2 separate regions of the Homo sapiens genome follow, and region 1 is linked to region 2. A link is an interaction called in ENCODE POLR2A ChIA-PET data of the cell type or tissue named here. Cell type or tissue: MCF 10A. All regions are shown on one strand. Each heading gives the region's core, and the rest is flanking DNA. Links, peaks and the distances in the headings are about the cores only.

Region 1 (10,325 bases), core at 1,366-9,365, 67 kb after region 2:
TGACTCAACTTCCACCTTTTCTGGGGGGTGAGGGACATTTGCTTTTGGAGGGCTGAGATTCTGTGTAAACAATATGATCATCCTGAGGCCACCACGCTATTAAGAAGCCCAGGCAACAGAGAGAGACCACATGTAGGTGCTTCAGTCCAAGCAGACAGACAGCACAAACTGCCAGACATGACTAAAGATGCTTCCAGACAATTCCAGTCCCTAGCTGTTGAGCCCCCAACATTTGCATCTTCCAGCTAAGGCCCTAGACATCATGAAGGTGTCCTTTTTGTGATCTTTTTGAATATCTGACCCACAGAATCCATGCTCATAATGAAATTGTTGTTTTATGCCACAAAGTCTCAGTATAGTTTTTATTTATTTATTTGTTTGTTTTATTTATTTATTCATTTATTGAGACAGAGTCTCACTCTGTCACCCAGGCTGAAGTGCAGTAGTGTGATCTCAGCTCACTGCAAACTCCGCTTCCCGGGTTCAAGCAATTCTCCTGCCTCAGCCTCCCAAGTAGCTGGGATTACAGGTGCCTGCCACCACACTCAACTAATTTTTTTGTATTTTTAGTAGAGACGGGGTTTTGCCATGTTGGCCCAGCTGGTCTTGAACTCCTGACCTCAGGTGATCCACCCACCTCGGCCTCTCAAAGTGCTGGGATTACAGATGTGAGCCACCAAGCCTGGCCTCAGCATAGTTTTTAAAGTGGCAGTAGGAACTGAATCAAGGGTCTTCTGAGGACTGAAGAAAATAATGTACTTTGTGTACCTGGCACAATGCTTGTGCTCAAAAAACGGTGACTGGTACCAGTATTGTGTCCGATGCCTGGCCTGGCAGCCTTGGGTCAGCTGCTTTATTTTTCCAGGCCTAAGGTTTCTCTGTAGTAGTAGCTGCCTGAGTAACTCAAAGGTTTGTTGTGAGGCTCAAATAAGATGATAAATGTGGAAGTGCTTTGGAAACCGTAATGCTCTGTACATATCAAAGAGGTTATTATACTTCTATTATATCAATCCACTATGGGTTCAGATAGGAGAACACTCTAGTAATCCTTTAGTGGCAGTTAGTGTCTGAAATCCTGAGACCAAAGGACTTTGACCTGAGGCTCCACATTTGTTCTCTTTTAGAGATAATTAATTTCAACCATTCATCAAATAAGCCTATATTAAGCACTCACTGCAAGCAGAAAACTGTTAAATGCTGTGTGTTTTCTGAAACAAAAAAAAAAATTAGGGTACTTAGCCCAGTCCTCCAAAAATATCCCATTATAGTTAAGAAGACGCGAAATGGATGTAATCCTAGTAGGGCGGAGGCTTTCTGCAGGAGTGTGTTTCAGGAGCTGCTTAAAAGGAGAAAGGGAGGAGAAAGATAACTAATGTGGTTTGAAAAACTTCAGTGTGCCAAGCACCATGCCAAACTCTTTACATATAATTGTCTCCTTCAGTCCTCACAATGACATTGTGAGATGGCTTATGTGTTAACTGCCTTTGCAAATGATAAAACAGATGGTTGGAAAAATTGTATTACGGCAGCGTTAGCACTGAAATCCCGGTCTGGAGATACTCTACCATCCTGCTACCCCTGAACATATTTTTCTGCCCAAAATAATTATTTCTCCACCTAGACTACCAAAAAAAAAATCTGTTCAAATATTTGCCTGTTAGATAATAACATTCCTGTTCAGTGAGTTTTCTTCTGAAATTTCATGTTAAAATAATTAATAATAATATTGTATTTGCACAGAACTTCAGTGTTTTAAAAGCATAGTATGTCCACATCTTTTCCTTCCTTGGTTCTCCAACAGCCCTATGGGCAAGGCACCATGTTATACCCAACGTGTCACAGATAATAAATGGGCAAAGGATTGTGCTTTAGTTTGCTGCTACATTGTAAAAGGAATAGTGCTTCCTTAATGGTATGTATTTTGTCTCTTATTGAGAATCACATGACTTTAAATATTGCTGAAAATTTTATAAAGGCTTGTCGTCATGTTTAGGATGTCTTACTCATCATCGCGGCCTCCTCTCATCATTCCGTTTCTCATGACAAAATATACATTTACATTGTAAACAACGATGGATACAAATCCGTTTTCAAAATATCTTCTGGACAGGTTATTTTGTCCTTTGTTGACTTCCTGTCAGCTCAGGTTAGATGATAATTGCTTTTATCTTGTCACATGGCTGGCAGAGTTTTTACCAGGAGTAGAAAGGGTTAACTCTGCCATTTCCTTGTTGTCTGGTTGTGTTTGCAACGTAAGTATTATCTTCAATCTACTGTTTGCAGAGGTTTTCTTTTTCTTCTTTTTTTTGAGACAGAGTGTCCCTGTGTCTCCCAGGCTGGAGTGCAGTGGCGCGATCTCAGCTCACTGCAAGCTCCGCCTCCCGGGTTCACACCATTCTCCTGCCTCAGCCTCCCGAGTAGCTAGGACTACAGGTATTCGCCACCACGACTGGCTAATTTTTTTTTTTTTGGATTTTTAGTAGAGACGGAGTTTCACCATGTTAGCCAGGATGGTCTCGATCTCCTGACCTTGTGATCCACCTGCCTCGGCCTCCCAAAGTGCTGGGATTACAGGCGTGAGCCACCGCGCCGGGCCTGCTTGCAGAGGTTTTTTAAGGCAGAAATCATTTTAACTCACTGAAGTCCATTTTGAAAGATTAGGTTAATGGAAACTGGATAACATCATCCATAGATCCGCTTGATGGGGCTCTTGTAAACTGATGAATGTGACGATACACTGAGAGTTCAAGAAAAAATAAATGTAGATTGCCACATGGTTCAACTCCTCTTCTCAGGTGAGAGGTATTTCTCAGGTGTCATAAAGCATGCAATTGTCAAATGCACATACAAACAGCAATATAGGCAGTAGTGCCCGTGCACTTATTAAACATTCATTCAGTTGTCTTTCTTTTCTAAATTTAAAATATAAACAATTCTTGGTGGTTATGTAATTCTACACATGCAAAAAAGTTGCATAGAAGCACACACACACAAATAAGTGCATATAAATACGGGAAATACAAACAGACTCTGGCTTGTACTGATGTCCATTTCCTTGTTTTAACAAGACTGCAGTTATGCAAGATGCTACCACAGAGGAAAAGTAGGTGAAGGGTGCAGTGAGACCTCTCCATTTTCTTTCGGCAGCTTCTTGTGAAGTCTATAATCATTTCAAAAATTACATAAATAGAAGTTCTAACATCCTGGCATCCCAGTAGATTCGCTGCACCTCCAGGAGACTGCACCCTGTTGGAGCCATGGCCTTGGTTCACCGTGAGACCTGGAGGGAGGCATTTCCACTCTTGAGGCTAATTTCCCTCATCTGTAAAATGCACAGTTTGGCCCAAAGCTCCACTCAGCTCTAAAATTCTAGGATTGTATATGCACAGTTTGGTGTAGGGAGGTGTAAATCTCACTCAGATTATGAGCCAGCTCTAGGTGGTGAAGGGAAATGTGCTCAGCTGTTTGATATAAAGTCTGCTTTCCTGGAAAATGAACTTGGAGCCATTTACCTCTTCCCATTGGCTCCTTCAAAGGGTTTTCTGACTAAGGAAACACAGAAAGTTTGAAAATATTTTCATCAAATACCTTGAAAACAGCATCACCAAAACCAAATAAAAGGAAAAGGTAACATTACTTGCTGAAGATGATGACCTCTCTACTGAACCTTCAGAGTTGATTTAGAGCACATGGAAGCTATTCTCTGCTTCCCTGACCTGTTTAGGCTGCTCAAAATGCTAGGTGCAGAGGAAAACACCCTTTTGGCAGCCAAGATGGAAGAGATATAAGTGGATTTGTAGTAAGAGTCTGGGCCTGCAGAAATTTGTGTCACCCTGACACTGAAGAGGGAAAGTTGATTGTTCTCCAATGCACAGCAATTAAAAGCTCATCTCTGGAGAAAGTCGGGAGGCAGGGGTTACATATATATATATATGTATTTTCACATCTGCAGACAATTTTTTAACCCTGGTAACTGATTGATTGGGATAATGTATTTACCTTGGATATGGAAAGCAGGAAGAACAGTTCTTGCGTGACTTTCAAGGTAGTCTATACCTTCAAGTGTTTTCAGCTATGTATCTTCTTTTGATCTTCTCTATTTTCTTGGATTTATCCTACAAAAATAACCACATGTTAATGAAAAGATAAATATATAAGTTTGCTTACTGCCACAGTGTTTGAACTTTAAAAGTCTGGAAACAATTTAAATGTCCAACAATAGAGGACTAGCGAAATTATGCCAGTGGTTTTAAACTTGACTAATGAATCAATAAAATAAGAAGAAATGACATAAGATTGACATCTTTAATTTTGTGTAATAAACATTTAAAAATACTAGTAAATAAAAATACTATTGTCCCATCAAATAAAGGATATTTTGACACCGAAAGTAAAGGGAATCCCATCACAATAAAAGGCCTCACCAGAGAAAAGATCATTGGCAAACCATGCCAACATATGAGAGTAGAGCAAGAGGGTCCTTAATGCAAAAAATGGCAAAATCTGAATAGAGTGTATAGATTAACATTAATATTGTATCAATGTTAACTTCATAATTTTGCTAATTATACTGTGGTCGTGTTAAAAGAATATCCTTGTTTTTAGGAAATACACCCTGAAGTATTTAGGAGTAAAAGGATATCATGTCTACAGCATACTCACAGACAGTTCAGAGAAAAAAAAAAAACCCTTCTATATATTTGTAGAAAAAGAACGATAAAGCAAGTGTGGTAAAAATGTTAACATTAGGGGAATATGGGGGAAGAGTATATGGAATTCATTGTACTATTTTTGCAACTCTTCTGCAAGTTTAAAATTATTTCATTATACAAAGCTAAAAATGTATATATTAAATTTTTATTTAAAATGCAGAAAAATACACTAATAAGTGTGGTGGAATGTTATAATGGTGGCGTTTTTCTTGGTATGAATTTGTTGTGCAACACCATGTCGTGTGCCACATCCAACTACTTCTGGCTCTTTTTTAAATTCACAAACTCAATTCCAAAGAAATATGTTAAAGAAATGGAAGTAACATGTGAGACTATATCACTTGATATGTAGATACTTGGCACTAAAAGTGAAGCAAGGAAGACCCCTGCCTGCTCTGCCTTTTCACCCAAGAACCTGGAGTAGGGATGGCTATGGCAAGCCTGCTGTCTGCCTCACGGTAGCAGGAGGCTTGCGGCTCAGAGTCCAGTCATGCAGAGGGCCAAATCCCCGTCTCCCAACACAGAGCGGGAATTTACCCCAGACAGGGACCACCTGCTATTTGATAGCTCATGAAATAGAGCACACACATACAATGGAACACTATTGTATTTACTTCTGGCATGCGGTCTTGGAAGTTACTTACGACAATACCTCTTTGCCCTCTCCTATCCTGTAGGGCATATCCAGATTAATCTCTCCAAAACATTTTCTGGCCCTTACTTACAAAACTTTTTTTTAAAAAAAAGACTCCTAAGCCTAACATCTAATGTCTTGCAGAATCTGGACCCACTTCTTTTCCCGAATTATTTGTCTCCTCCTATTCCCTGATTGAAGCTCCATTCCAAACATGGTATGTTAGCATACCTGGACAGAGCATGCATGTTTCACCTCAGAAGATTGCTTGTGCTCTGTCCTGTGCCTGGCATGCTCTTCTTGCTATTTTTTTCCAAATAGCAAATTCTTACCAATTTTCATCTTCAGGGCAGTATATGTAGGACACAGATTAGAACCCAAAAGAGACTAGATTCATATTGAAAAACCCATGGTTTGTGGATTTCTCTGCATTTTCGTGGATAATTTACAGACTCCAAAGAATGAAGAGCGATTGATGGAATTGTAAGCAGTCTGATTGGAATATAGATATATTTAGGGGTAGAAATCATCATTCCATACCATCATGCCTGGTAAATTTTATTAACATCAAGGCCACCCCACCCTTCTCTAATCCTACTTGTGGTCAACAATATCATTGGAATGGAATTTAAAGAATCAGCTCTTTCTACGAGATAATCCAAATTGCCCAATACAGAATTTTGAGACCGGTAAATTTAGTTCTCAGTTCTCCTCAACTGTTTCCCTTTCATTTCCTTCTTGGTTCATCCATAATGAAATAACATGTCAAGAGATGTACATTCTGGACACCAGGGCAAATAAAGACATTATTTTGTAGGTGGTGAAGCACCTCTTGGAAAAGGAAAGCAACTGCTCAAAGCCTCATGGTAATAGTGTTTGGTCTGTAAAAGCTCCTGAAGGATTATGTTTATTTTGCTCAATAAATATTGAATGAATAAATAGAGGCTGAGCTGGATCTAGAATAAGTTTCTTTTCCCCTCACCCTTGGTCCTACTCTCTTGCCAAGAGACTGCACTCTCTTTGGCCTTGTATTAGTGTGTATGCATCTGTGTCCTCTATTTTACTCTAACTTCTGGGAGAAGGAATCATGTTTTACTCATTATTGTCTTTCTCCTAATACCTGGTGAATATCTGGCTTTTAGAAGATTTTCAGTAAAGGTATATTCAATAAATATGAAAACAAATACCCATCATGTAAAATTAAAAGAAATTGGTCAGCTTTTTTTTTTTTTTTTTGGTATGGTTGGTTCATTTACATAAACTTTGCTTAACTGCATAATTTTATGAATATTATATCTACACAATGATACTATAGTAGGCTTAAGTGTTATTTCTTGCAATGTCTTTCATGACCACCCCAGATGTCATTAAAAGTTCTCTTTCTCCATTGTGTCATTGTACCTGTAATTATTTGTTGATACAGCTATGTTGGCCCACGGAGGAAACAGGATCTTTTTGAATTTGGAAACTGTCGTATTCGACTTTGTATCCACAGTATCTAATATTGAACTTAACATGCAGTGGTATACTAGGGCTGTTTTGTTTTGTTTTGAGACAGAGTCTTGTTCTGTCACCCTGGCTGGAGTGCAGTGGCACGATCTTGACTCACGGCAACCTCCACCTCCTGGGTTCATGCAATTCTCATGCCTCAGCCTCCCCAGTAACTGAGATTACAGGTGCGCACCACTGCACCCAGCTAATTTTTGTATTTTTGGTAGAGACAGAGTTTTGCCATGTTGGCCAGGCTAATCTCAAACTCCTGATCTCAGGTGATCTGCCCACCTCGGCCTCCCAAAATGCTGGGATTACAGGTGTGAACCACCACACCCAGCCATGCTAGGGTTTTTTGAATGAATGTGAATTGTTTTGAAATAAAATATAATAGTTTAAGAATATCTCAGAATGTATATGAAGGGATTTTTCTAAAGAAGAGGATCCCTGAAATCAGATAGTAATTTGATTTTGTTGTTGTGGAAGTGACTGGCCATTTGCTAATTGTCCAAATTGCTTGGTCGTGTTGTCAGTATGAAGTTAGTTTTTTAATTTGGATATTAAGGACATTTGCCTGCTCCTCACCTTTATTTCAGAAGCCCTCCTTTTCATTGGCCATTCTTTAAACTAGGAGATAAGCTACAGATTCCTATTATAAGCTTTTATGATCTTTAACAGAAACACTGCATGCAACTAAATATCTAATCTACCAGCCTTCTCAAAAGCACATATCATGCCTTTGGGGTAAAAGAAAGTTAAGAAATCATCAGGAAAAATCAGTCAATGAGATCAGTTGAGATGACTCACAACAATCTCTTCCAATTCAAACTCCTCCCACCATATAGCTGCTGCCATTTTTAGCAGTGGATAATGTCGCCTTAATTCTGCAGATAATGTAAATCTTAACTTAGACAAAGTAAAGAAACAGAATTTAGCCAGGAAATGAGAAGAATCAAAGATGTCATGACTGCTATCTTTAAATACCTAGAAGGTCTAGTAAGGTGGTGAATCCCCCAGCATTTATGTGAGAGTCCCAAGATCTAAAATTTAAAAAAAAGACAGTGAGTAGAAATTAATACATGGTTTGACTCATTATAGGGACCAACTTTCTATCAGACAAAATATTTCATTAACAGAATAGGCTGCCTCAGAAGTTAGTGAGTCACTGTCAGTGACAAGTAGGTAACCAATGCAATCAAAATAAATTAAAAATATTTATTGGGTACTTACTTCAAGCTGGACACTGTTTACGGCACTGGAGATGCAGGCAATGAGTATAGCAGAATTATTGATCCTAAGGGGACCCATAGAGCAATGGAGGAAGATAGACAAATGAGCAGATAACAATATATTGTGACAAATGTTCCAGGACAGGTGGAGGTAATATACAATGGGAACACAGAGAAAGGAGTAATTAACTGAAGCCTCAAGAAAGGCTTCAGAGAGAAGGAGATATTTGAGCTCAATCTCAAAAGTGATTAGGTTTTGAAGAATATTGAAAGTACTCAAGTTTTGAGGGAGTGGGTTACGAAGAAACTCGGAAGGGATTCTGTTGAGGAATTGGACTAACTAAATTTCCCCTTTCTTTCATATCAAAGATTCTATCGGTCTATAGGTTGAAGAACATCTATTTTAAAAATGCCATCCTCTCTTCCCCAGGAACATGGAACAATTAGAAGTAGAATGTTTCCTAGTATGTGCCCTTAGAGAAATCTACATAATGATGGGATTATGGTGTTTGTCAATCAGCATAAGGTTTGGCAGTATGGCTTTTTCTCAATGTGGGGAGGGTCCTCAGAATGACTTGTTCTGGTAAGTAGTTCCTCAGCAACTCCCCCACACTTTTCATTTGCCCAGCAAGTCCATTCATGGTGGATGGTACTATGGCAAATTTCAGCCTATTGAAATGATCATACATTCAATATTTGTGGTATTCAAGCCTCTGAAATTTCATGGTGATATCTCTTGCTCTCCATTCCATAGACGGAGCTTTGGCCACGGAGAAGGTAAATGTCCTCCACATGGGGCTTACTACTGGACTACAATTTATTTGAGCCTCATTTAGCAGACTCTCATGTATATGATTAACACATAACCCTTTGAAAATGCAAACAGTTTTTACCTTTAATTTTTTTTTTACATCAACCATAATCTTCCTGGCTGACACTAAGAGGTTGGGTAAAGAAGATTGGAGATTTTCATTTATTTGTTTGTTTTATTTGCCTATGAACTTCTCCAGCTGGTTTCCTGCCTCCTGCAGGAACCTCTTGGACACCTAAACTGGCAAGTTAATTTTAGATATTAGCTTCATGTCTCTCATTAGTAAAATTGGGTTTAAAATAATTAATTCTAGGAATCCTGACGCTACAGTCATTAAACCACCAACATGCAGGATATAAAAAAGGCAAGCACACTGTTGGAGCTGAGATTCTATTCATCTGGTTTTTTTGAACTAAGTTCACCATTTTTACTTGAAATAAAACCACTTTTCAACCTATATTCACATTCACATAAATTCCTATAAATGAATGTATACAACAATTTTATTCATAATTGACCCAAACTAGAAATAACCCAAATGTCTGTTAATTGGTGAGTGGTTAAACAAACTGGAAAATGCATACAACCAGTTTCTTCTCAACAATAAAAGGCAATGATCTACTGATACACATAACAAAACAGATAAATTTTCAATGCATTATGTTAAGTGCAGGAAACTACACTCAAAAAGTTACCTATCCTATGATGCCATTTTTATGGTGTTTTAGGAACGGAAAAAATACTGGCCTTCAATATAGACCATTGGTTGCCAGGAACTGGGGGCGAGGAGAAGCATTGATCACAGAGGGGTAAGAAGCAATATTTTGGGGTAATGCAACTGTTCTAGATCTTGATTATGGTGGTTACATTGACTATACACATTTGTCAAAAATCAGAGAATTCAATGCTAAAAAGGATGAAATTTATTGTATGTAAATTACACTTCAATAAACTTGATTTAAAACAACAACAATAAAAACAAAGGAAAAACCACTTCCTCCCTTTTACCAGGACTTCAGGATATAAAGTTTCCCATATTTCTTTTCTCCACACGTGTTCACCTGCTTTTGACCCATCCAACTTCCCAATGTTGTCCTCCATTTTCTATGCTGTGCTTTAGACTCCATGTTCGTTGCGCACTGGCCTTGTCTACCATGCTTCCACTCTGCTTAATGTCTTCTTCTCATTTCTCAGCAATCTTCCAGTGTCTAAATCCTACCCATTTTTAAAGGCAAATCCAAATGCAACTTTCTGCCTGATGAGAAGTCTTCTCTACTTACGCTGGCTGAGAGAGGTTCAGCCCCAATGCATACCCTTTTCACTGCTGTGTTTTTATCTTATCTCCTGCACAAAGTAACAAACATCAGAATTCTTTTTAAAAAGTATTTATTATTTTACTTAAAATAATAAACACATTACATGTTAAATAAATAACATATTTTTTGAAA
Region 2 (10,325 bases), core at 1,187-9,186:
AGAAGTTAAGAAGCTAACCCAGACATTAGCAATAGCAGAAGTTATTACGCTGGTGCTGCTAGACTAGGCCAGAGAGATAAAGAAAGGAGGTCATGTTACTGGAATCCAGAAGCCAGGGTCACCTGGTAGAAACTGGACCACGGTGGGCCTGTCCAGTAGAAGCTGGAGCTATGGGTGGGGATAGAACGAGCCAGAGGTGCTGGCAGAGGCAGAAAGGGAGAGAAATAAACCCAGCTTCTTCCTGCCTCCTGCCCCTCTGTCTCCTGACAATGTCTCCCACTGGCTGTGCCCAGGGGAAGCCAGCTGATGTGGGTACTTGGGATACACAAGGGTCATCCCTCTGTGGTTGAGGGAAGAGCAATGAATGGACTAATGAATCCGAGGATAGATTCATTCATTCCTTTGTAGTTAGGTGTGACTGAGTTCCAGCTAACGGAACATGAGTGGAAATATATGTGCCACTTCCAGGCCTGGCTGTGAAAACCTCCCATGCACACTCCAGCATGGTTCCCCCTCCTGCCAGACTGGTATCTATTCCTTCTCTGTGTTGGTCTCCATGAATCTTGAAATATAACTTATTGTTTAAAATCCAAGTTTTTACCATGATTTCTAAGGCCCTTCATCATGTGGCCCTTCCCTAGCTTCCCACTCTCATTCTGTGTGTCCTGCCCTCATTCACACACCACACTGGCCTTTGCTTTGCTCTCAATATCCCAGGCACGTCCCATCTCAGGGCCCTGCACTTGTAGCTTCTGCTGGACTCCTCTCCTCTTGTCTTTCTCTTAACTGATAACTGTTCACCATTTGGATGTCAGCTCGACTGTTATTTAGTTAGGCGACCACTTACTCCATCTAAGAAAGGCCCCCTTCAGCTTAAATGACAGTCACATTTCCTTATTTTATTTTCCTCATGATACCTGAGATGATTTTGGTTATGTGTTTATTTATGTAGCATAACCTTCCCAAACCTGTAAGCCCCTTGAGGATAGGAGCATGATCTTAATATTTGCTATATCCTTGTATCAGTCAGTTAGATGTTCACCAAAATCTTTCTTTTTCTTGAAAATAGAGCAGGGCTCATTTCAGATTCCTTTGTAGTTAGGTGTGACTGAGTTCCAGCTAATGGAACATGTGTAGAAATATATGTGCCACTTCCAGGCCTGGCTGTGAAAACCTCCCATGCACACTCCAGCATGGTCCCCCCTCCTACCAGATGATGACAAGGCCTCAGGGAGTAGTAGAGGGACGAGATGAAAGAAACCTGGCCTCTTGAATGACTAAGTGAAGGAGAGTTGCCCCAGCAACCTACATTCTCCTCCAAGACTGTTATGTGAGCAAGAAATAAGTTCTGTGTTGACTCATTACATGAGGCTACCCTAACTAAAACAATGCCCAATGCCAAGAGCAGTACCTGGTCCATAATTAGCCCTCAATGAACAGTGATTGAATGACTGACTATTACACACTTAATAATGATGTGTTCAGTGATGAAATGTCTTTTCCCAACACTCGTTCTTCATTTACTAAGCTCCCTGAGGACAAGGATGTTTTATCAATCTCTATACACTCTGTGCTTTCCACTGTACCTAAACCTCAGTAGTCATTCAATGGATGTGTGTTGCATTGAGTTTCCAGGCAATGTAAGGGAGACAATGACTGGCAAAGCATGGTCAAGATGCACGAGCATGAGGAGGTGTTAGACATGCCTGTGACCACCAATGTTGGTGCAGTTCTTGCAAGCTTACCAAGGGCTCTTCACCTGCTTCTTATTTGTAACAACAATTCTGAAATGTAATAACTTTTATAATTCCCATTTTAGACATAATAAATATGAGTTCACAAAGGGATCTTTGCTCAAGATTTTACTTTTTAAAGTGATAAAGCTAGAATTCATTCATTGTTTTGTTTTTTTTGAGAGGGATTATCACTCTGTCACCCAGGCTGGAGTGTGGTGGTGTGATCTCAGCTCACGTCAACCTCCCCCTCCTGGGTTCCAGCCATTCTCCTGCCTCAGCCTCCTGAGTAGCTGGGATTACAGGTGCCCACCACCATGCCCAGCTAATTTTTGTATTTTTAGTAGAGATGGGATTTCACCATGTTGTCCAGGCTGGTCTCAAACTCCTAACTTCAAGTGATCCACCCACCTCGGCCTCCCAAAGTGCTGGGATTACAGGTGTGAGCCACTGCGCCCGGCCCAATTCATTGTTTAAGAATACTTATTGAGTGCCTAAGATGGGCTAGTGCCCTGGCTGAATCTTCTGCACCTACTAGGGGCTTAGGAAATATGAGAACTCAAAGTTCTGAAGAAATTGGAATTACCTCCCAGAAGACAAATGGGAGGCTCCAGGCTCCAGCCGAGGACTGAGAAAATTGCCTGTGTCATGCAGCCGACGTGTTGAGCTGGGATGCCACTGCTGCTGCTGTGTGCCTTATGCAAGTTTCTGGGTGGTCTGCCAGACTCTCCTGGAATCAACAACAGCGCAGGGACCCCCTTTGCAGCTCTTCTACTTGCCCGGGCTAATGGCCCTGGCATTCTAAGTCTGCCCTTTTCCATACATTCTTTCCTCCTTTCTGTGCCAGGATTTCAGTAGATGATTTAGAGTGAGTTCCGGGCCATTTAGCTCAGAGATTTGGGTGAAAGTTTCCTCCCACCCATCCCAGGCCTCAGATAGCCCATCAGGGTATGACCAGGTCCTGTGAAGGAAGGGGAAGAAAAGCTTGTGGAGATTTTCAGGCACAGGGTAGGAGACGTTTCCTCAGCTGCTGCATTTGCCTACTGTAATCTGGCTGTACAAGGCTTGTCAATAATAGATTGGTTGAAAATGTAGGACAAAAAACTCAGGAAGACGTAACTTGCCTACACAGAGACTGCAAAGGCCCCTGGAGGGTTGCTGGCAGGCTGGATGATTTGTCGCTGCAAAGAGGGAAGGCGCTGTTGCCTGAAGGGGCAGGTGGCCGAAAGAAAAGAGGAAGATTAGATGACCAGTTCTTCACAGGGGTTCAGCCTTTACCAGCCTGGAGACACTCCTCTCTGTGCTTGAGCGCCTCTCTCTGTAAATAAATCCAGGCTGCTCTTACAGTGCAGGATGTCCCACATACCGTACATCTGAGGTGGGGTGAAATACAAATATGCCTTTTCATAATAGCTTTACACCTGGTGCAGCAGAGGACTGGTTTATTACCTTGGTAAACAAAAGTTAGAATTCAAGCAAAGTACAAACTTTGCCGAAGGCACTTCTGACAGTGCACCTTGTGTTTGTGAAGTGAACTCGATATATATACGATGTGAAGCAATGGAAGGCTGGGCTTTTTCTTTCTTTCTTTCTTTCTTTCTTTTTTTTTTTCACTTGTCTGATTTGCAAGGTTTAAAAGTTCACGTGTGTGTGTGTGTGTGTGTGAGAGAGAGAGAGAGAGAGAGAGAGAAAGGTTGGGGGAATTTACTTTGGCTCTGGCTTTTTCCAGCATTTTGAAATCATGCTGTTTAGCGTGGAAAAAAATATGTGAGCCAATTTATATTGTTTTCCAGAGAGAATGTACTTCTTGCTGCTCTCAGAGTGACAATGAGAATTTTTGGGTTGGAGACAGGGTAAACCAGTTTGGGGAACACACAAAGGAACCAGGATTTGCATTAAATCTAACTTAAATTAAACAATAAAAAATAAATATTTATTCAGTGCATTTTTTTTTGCACCAAGCACAGAACCAAAAACTTTCATCACCATTATTTCATTTAGTCTTCTCAACCGCATGAAGCAGGGATTCTTGATCAAAATATCCATTTCACAGGTGAGGAAACTGAGGCTATGGTTGCTCAAGTATTCAAGCTTGTGTGTTCTAATTCTAAATTCAGGTTTTTATGCATGTCCCCTAAGCTGTGCACGGGATCACAGACTATATGGTGTCCTGTCACTTTGCTTCTTTTTCCTGAACCCCCGCATTTTTCAGCCTTGTTCTCTGCCTCAATGAATAGTGATTGTGCCACTTCCAGGCCTGGCTGTGAAAACCTCCCATGCACACTCCAGCATGGTCCCTCCTCCTACCAGGTGATGACAAGGCCCCAGGGAATAGCAGTACTTGGGGAAATGACTGATCTTCTCCGTTCTTTGGTGTATTTCTGCCCAGATGATCTCCATACTGCTTACTTATCACCTAGTCATTTGAGCTGCCCTACGACCAGCCAGCACCTTCATGCATTCCAATACCAAGGATCTGAAACATGTGGATTAGATTTCCCCTCAAAACACACATAAGCCGAAAAGCTAAGGCAGAAAGTGCAAAGCAAGAACACATCTTATGTTTGGTTAGCTCCACAAATGCCTCTGCATTCTCCCATCCCCAGCTTGAATAAATCAGATAAGCTTCAGCAAAAGCATCTGAACTTTTTGGATTCTTTTCCCAAACAAGCCTTTGAACCTGAAGAACTTTGCCTATCTCTGCGTGTTCACTCCTCAAATGTTCAGCTGGGGCTTGCCCACTGCACAGCTCAAGCTGGTGAAATTTAACTCTTTCATCCACAGATTACTTTCCAACCCGTCTGAAGTGACAGTAAACTCATTAGGCTCATTTTCAAGAAGACTCTCTATGAATGTGTCAGCTTATGCCTGTCTCCACAGACGAAGGATTCCTTCAGGGAACATATTAAACTGAGACTAGTGAGAGGTGATGCCATTAAAGCGTTGTCAGTTCAGCAGTTTTATGGTACCAGAGCTGTGGCTGCTTGTCCTTAGCAGGATTTCAAGAGAAAGCCTCGTCTCCCTCCTCCAGATCCCCTGCTACCTCCACCCCCTACCATGGATGCATCTTTAATTGCAGTTCCTTGAGGAATGCCTTTGGCTTTATTTATTACAAGCTGTTAGAAAATTATTGGAACACAAATACTTATTACAGTGAACAGATTTCAGTTGCAAATGGATTCAACCCAATTCCTGTGCCCAAGCCCCTGAGGGAACAGGAATGGAGATCTCTGGGCTGTGAAACGAAACTTGGTCAAGGATGCTTCCTTCAGAGACTCTGCTCTGAAAACCCAGGAGAGCCAAAAAGTGGAAGGCTAGCATTTAAATGAACTGTAAAGAGCATCTAACCAACCCCTTTGTCTTACAGAGGAGGAAATGGAGGTTCAGTGGAAATAGCAAGGCCAAGGCTAAAATAGCCAGCCAACAATAGGCCTCTGCAACTCCCCGGCCAGGCATTATAGCTCTCTTCCATGCTGTCTTTTATACCCAGAGAAAGTGAGATTAAATAAAGCCAAAAAAAAATTGGCCCTAAATCCTGGCCTGGATCCACGTATCCGGGCTTTTCATTACAGCTTGTCAATACATGGCCATAGATTGAGTCCATAGAAAGATGCTCACCCCACGACAGAAGAGAGACAGGAAACCTGGAATGCTTCTGAAACATTGACTGGAAATCTTACTCAATGTTAAGAGATCTTAGTGTATCTTTACATGGTAACATTTCTAGACCAGATAGGCAACGCTTAAAGAGAAATCTATACTCCTTTCCTACTTTCAATTTCATTCTCATTAGCTGCTTTGATTTTCTTGCTGGTGACTCTCAGCTGCTATGGATCCTTATTATTGGGAAGTACAGTTAGTCCATGATGGGGTTCTAAATTGAAGTAACTGATAAAGTATGAGAATATTAGGGCTAGAAGAAAACTTAATGATACTCTGGCCATATCTTCAGTTTCCAGTTGAGTACAGTGGGTCTGAGAGAGGTTGAGTGACTTCAGGCAGGGTCACTGGGTACACTATGGACTGCAAAACATTGAATTGCCCCACCACGTGAAAGGAGGTTCCTTCCATCTGACAATGACAAACCACTTCCCTTTGTAATACTTAGGTGTCTTTTATGAATTATTAATGGATTGTGCCCAGTTCTACAGAGCCGAATGTGTATTGCAGCCTAGTCCTAACAAATCCACTGACATCTGCATGAGGTATGGATCATGAGATATCCTCGCCATCTTTTGTTTCATGGAAAGACCAGTAAACAGAAGTCAGGGGAATTTTCCAAGATTACATGGTGAGTCAGCAAAGGCTCTGGGGCAACAAGCTGTTACTGGATGAGGAATCGGAAGATACAAATTCCAGTCTTCACACTGTCTCTAATCATGTGGGAGATCTTGGGCAAGCCACTTCTGTCTCTGAGTCTCAGTTTCTTCACCCATAGAAGGGCTTTTCAGGATGGCCTCTAAGAACCTTTCAGCTTGCTGTGGCCTATGGATCTAGAATACAAGGTTCAGAGCTATTTAATGTCTAAAATATGATTGTGCAAAGCCAGAGATTGCCACAATGATACACCCTCAGAATTCTGGGTTTTGCCTCCAAAATTGGAAGTGTCTTAGCAATTTGTGTGCAAATAATAATAGTAGTAACAATACTTTTTTTTTTCTTAAATTATTTTCAAGCTCTTGGTGATTGCAGTACTTGTCTGCTTGCAAGGACAATCATATAACACAACAAACTAATAACAGACAATGAGAGAACTCAGAAATATGATATCTTTATTATTTTTACTTTTTGAAAAATAATAAGAAAAATAAATGGTATTTATGGAAAACTTACCATATGCCATGCAGTTTATATGTACCATCTGTTTTAAGATCTATGAACAGTGTTATCACGCCCTTTGTATAGATGAAGAAACTGAGATTCAATGATGAAATAATTCATCCGCTACGTACACAACTATTAAGCAATAAAGCCCAGAGTTGAAACCAGCTTTCTTGACTCCAAAGCTGATGTTTCCCACAATTACAGGTTGCATACATAAAATAATACTGCCTTGTTTGTTAGCAAAAGTGTTTTTCCATAAGAAAAGAAAATTAAATGTTCCATAAGAACATTTTATTGGACGTGACAAAGAACACCACCACGGCTTCCCTGGGATGCAACATTTGAACATCTTTGAAAACAGACCAAAAAGTTTGAGGCATTAGTCTGACTTTCCCCCAGTAATTTAGGAGGGATAGATACCTATGTCTAGAATTATTCCATTCAGAAATATTTATTAGTATGTCCATAAGATCTAGGGCCAGGTGGCCATTTCTTGTTTGGAATTTGCATAATTTCACATATGCACTAGACCTTTGTCTTGACCCACTCCCTATTTATTCAATCCTGTAATCCTCCTAGAGATATAGGGCAATATTAGAGCAGACTTGAAGAAACTGTTTCTGATTCAGAGTCTCCCCTAAGAGGGGAAGTGTGTATAAGGTCCCCTCAAAGTCATCCATACAAACAATTTCTAAGCCTATAGACCAATCCAGGACCAGATCCCGTATGTTCATTCATCCAACATTTCTTGACAGCCTTGGATGATTCCAGCACAGTGAAAGACTAATGCTTCCAAGACAAATAAGATTTAGCCTTGAGCTGACCTTGGACACCTAATCTAGGCCAGGCCTAGACTCCAGGAACAACCATGGGCAGCTCCATTTTACCAGCTTCCAAGGTCTAGAAATAAAAGTGAAGTGATATGACAGAAAGTCCTGCATTTTCTGTTTGGGCTTTCACCAGAATGAAAATTACTGTACCCCTTTTGTCATGCTATAATTGCCAAGAACCAGATAATGTTAAAGTTGGAAGTGACACTAGAGATTTAGTTGTCACTTCTGTTCCAATCTCTCCTTTAGAGATGAGGTTACTGAGGTTCAGAGAGTGAAAAAATCATCTAAAGTCACCAACAGAGCATGGGGCAAGGCTGGAATTAAAACCCAGGTCTCCTGGCTCCAGGCTCAATGCTCCTTTCACTGCTATTGTTTAATTGCCTTGGTAATGGGAAAGACATTAGCCGAGAAGAAAAAGAAGCCAGTCTTTGTTAATGAAAAAATGTGATTCAATGGATAGGTGGATCTGTGCTTCCTCTAGCTACCATGGCTCATGGTTATGTTGGGCTAATTCCATCGCCTAGTAGCAAAATGCCTATGCTGCAGCCACTATGAATGTCCTGAATGCAGCAGACTTTTTCATAGCTCTGCACACTACCTTCCCTGAATCCGGAATATCCTCTCATTTGTCCTCATAGCAAACAATTACTCTTTTAGAACCCATTCCATTGCTTCCTTTGTGGAGATGTGGTTAATTTATGCTGGGTCAACTTAGATAAGATGGAGCTACATTTCTCAGACCCCCTTCCCTGCATAGTTCCATATTAGCTTTGGCCACAAGAGATTTTGCATGATATTTGAAATATAGAAGTGAAGCTACTGTTTTAATATTTAGAAGGTTGGTGCAGGACACCACATATTGTGAGAGACAGGAATAGGCTGTAGTGTGCCTGGCAAGGTCCAGACCATCATTGCTCTCTCCTCCTCCACTGCTATTTCTCTTTCTCCACTGCCTACCCTTAAAGTCCAGCACAAACTCAGAAGCAACAGCCTCACATATACTGATTAGCCATTTCCTACAGTTGTACTCAGTAAGGTCCGACAATAAATTTCTGGTCCTATATCATACAAAGTGGTTCTGCTTGTCTGATAGAACACTAACTGGATCAGGAGTCTTCTGTGAATCCCTCAGAATTAATCATTTCCCAGCCACACAACTCTATTAAAGCGTATATCACACCATGCTGTACTTTCATGATTGACAAGTGTTTCTCTCACTGATGGGGATAGCTGACATGTATTGCAGGCTTACTTTGTGTCAGGCACTATTCTCAGCACTATTTAATCCTCACAACAACCTAATGAGGTCAGAGTTGTTATTTTTCTTCCCATTTTATAGATAAGGCAACTCAACTGAGGACCAGACAAGTTAAAAGACTTGCCCATGCTTTCACGACTAGGAAGGAGAGAATCCAGGATTCAGAAACAGACAGCCTGGCCCCAGAGCTAACGCCCTCACCCTCCCTAGGTGAGCTCTTGAAGGAGCATGTCTCATCTGTGAAGGAAAGATCTATCTACTAAGCTTGAAGAGAAAATGACTTTTCTACAAAGTTGAAGAGGGTTGATGGAAATGGAAGCTTTGGTCTAGGGTCCTATCGTACCCTGAATGACATGCTTTCCAGACTGGAAGTTGAGGTTGTAAATGCTCCGTAGTCGATGCCTTGTTAGTGGACAAGAGACCCGCTTACATTTTAGTTATACATCACCTGAAAGCCATCAGTATGCTCTCTGGGAGCTGTAGATACTAACACTGCCTCACACCACTGGATGAGCCTGCTTTTCTCCCTAGCCCAAGCTGATGCCCCACCCTGGGTGGAGCTCTCTCCTGTGGGTCTCCCTGAGTGGAGGGCTGAGATTGTCTGGAGGGAAGAGTTCCCACACAGGTGCCAGGTATGCAATTAGTGTTTAACACCTCATTTTTATGTGAATGATGAAACATGACTTCAAAACAACAGTTCATGTATCGTAATGTGGGCTGGGACTCATAATTTTTAATGTGGCTATCAACTTCTAAATATCAGACTAGAATAAAAAATCAAGTTTGGATTTCAAATCAGAGTATCATGTTGTTCAACATGATATTGGGCTTTCCTTATTCCTCTCTACATACAGGAAAATTTAAAGCCTTCATCTTATGTGTAATACATCAAAAATAAACACACATACACACACAAATAAAAAAGAATAAGCAAAAAACAAAAGATAAAATAAAAAACAAAAGATAAAATATACAACAAAAAGTACATAGAAAAAAATGGTTAGAAATAAAAATCAATGCTACAACGCAACATCAAATGCCTGTCTTGCTCTTCTAGGACACAGAAGGGAGGCTGGTCTGGAAGGTTGAGAGGCTTCGTGCCACTTGAAGTGTTCTACACAAGAGGAGAAAACCAGCCAGGCGCGGTGGCTCACGCCTGTAATCTCAGCACTTTGGGAGGCCGAGGTGGGTGGATCGCGAGGTCAGGAGTTCAAGACAAGCCTGGTCAACATGGTGAAACCTCGTCTCTACTAAAGATACAAAAAATTACCTGGGTGTGGTGGCATGCACCTGTAATCCCCGCTACTCAGGAGGCTGGGGCAGGAGAATTGCTTGAACCTGGGAGAGGTGGAGGTTACAGTGAGCTGAGATCACACCACTGCATTCCAGCCTGGGCGATCGGGCAAGAATCTGTCTCAAAAAAAAAAAAAAAAAAAAAAAGGAGAAAACCCATAAAACATTCACTGCATCATCAATATCTGCTATCAATATTATGTAGATGTTCCATATAAGCCAATGATGAGAAAAGCTTGTAAAAATCGAATTCATGGCTTTTATTCATGACCAGACTTGGATTGGACCTCTGAATTTATCAAGTTCAAGCTTTCGTTTCAAGATGAGGAAACTGAGGGCCTGTGAAGATAGACCCTCCAATTCCAGACTGATACTAGCAGACTA

Evidence for each region. ChIA-PET counts read pairs that join two places held together with the same protein. Peaks named below come from ENCODE experiments on the same cell type or tissue, not always from the same donor. Only the 100,000 strongest peaks of a DNase experiment are listed, where the experiment ranks them.
Region 1: POLR2A ChIA-PET joins it to region 2 with 10 read pairs; 2 of 35 experiments call an interaction of 5 or more read pairs at or near these places.

Annotation. Positions count from the first base shown.
Region 1 is chr3:187,873,008-187,883,332 of GRCh38, forward strand. LOC105374264 (a long non-coding RNA gene) reads right to left here. Exons shown (of 3, transcript XR_924813.3): 2 at 4,000-4,115. Among named protein-coding and RNA genes, the nearest start is that of LINC01991, 98 kb to the right of the region's middle. In MCF 10A, for the core only: no CTCF peak of the experiment used is centred there; no DNase peak of the experiment used is centred there.
Region 2 is chr3:187,806,013-187,816,337 of GRCh38, forward strand. No RefSeq gene overlaps it. Among named protein-coding and RNA genes, the nearest start is that of BCL6, 66 kb to the left of the region's middle. In MCF 10A, for the core only: no CTCF peak of the experiment used is centred there; DNase peaks (open chromatin) are centred at 3,169 and 6,049.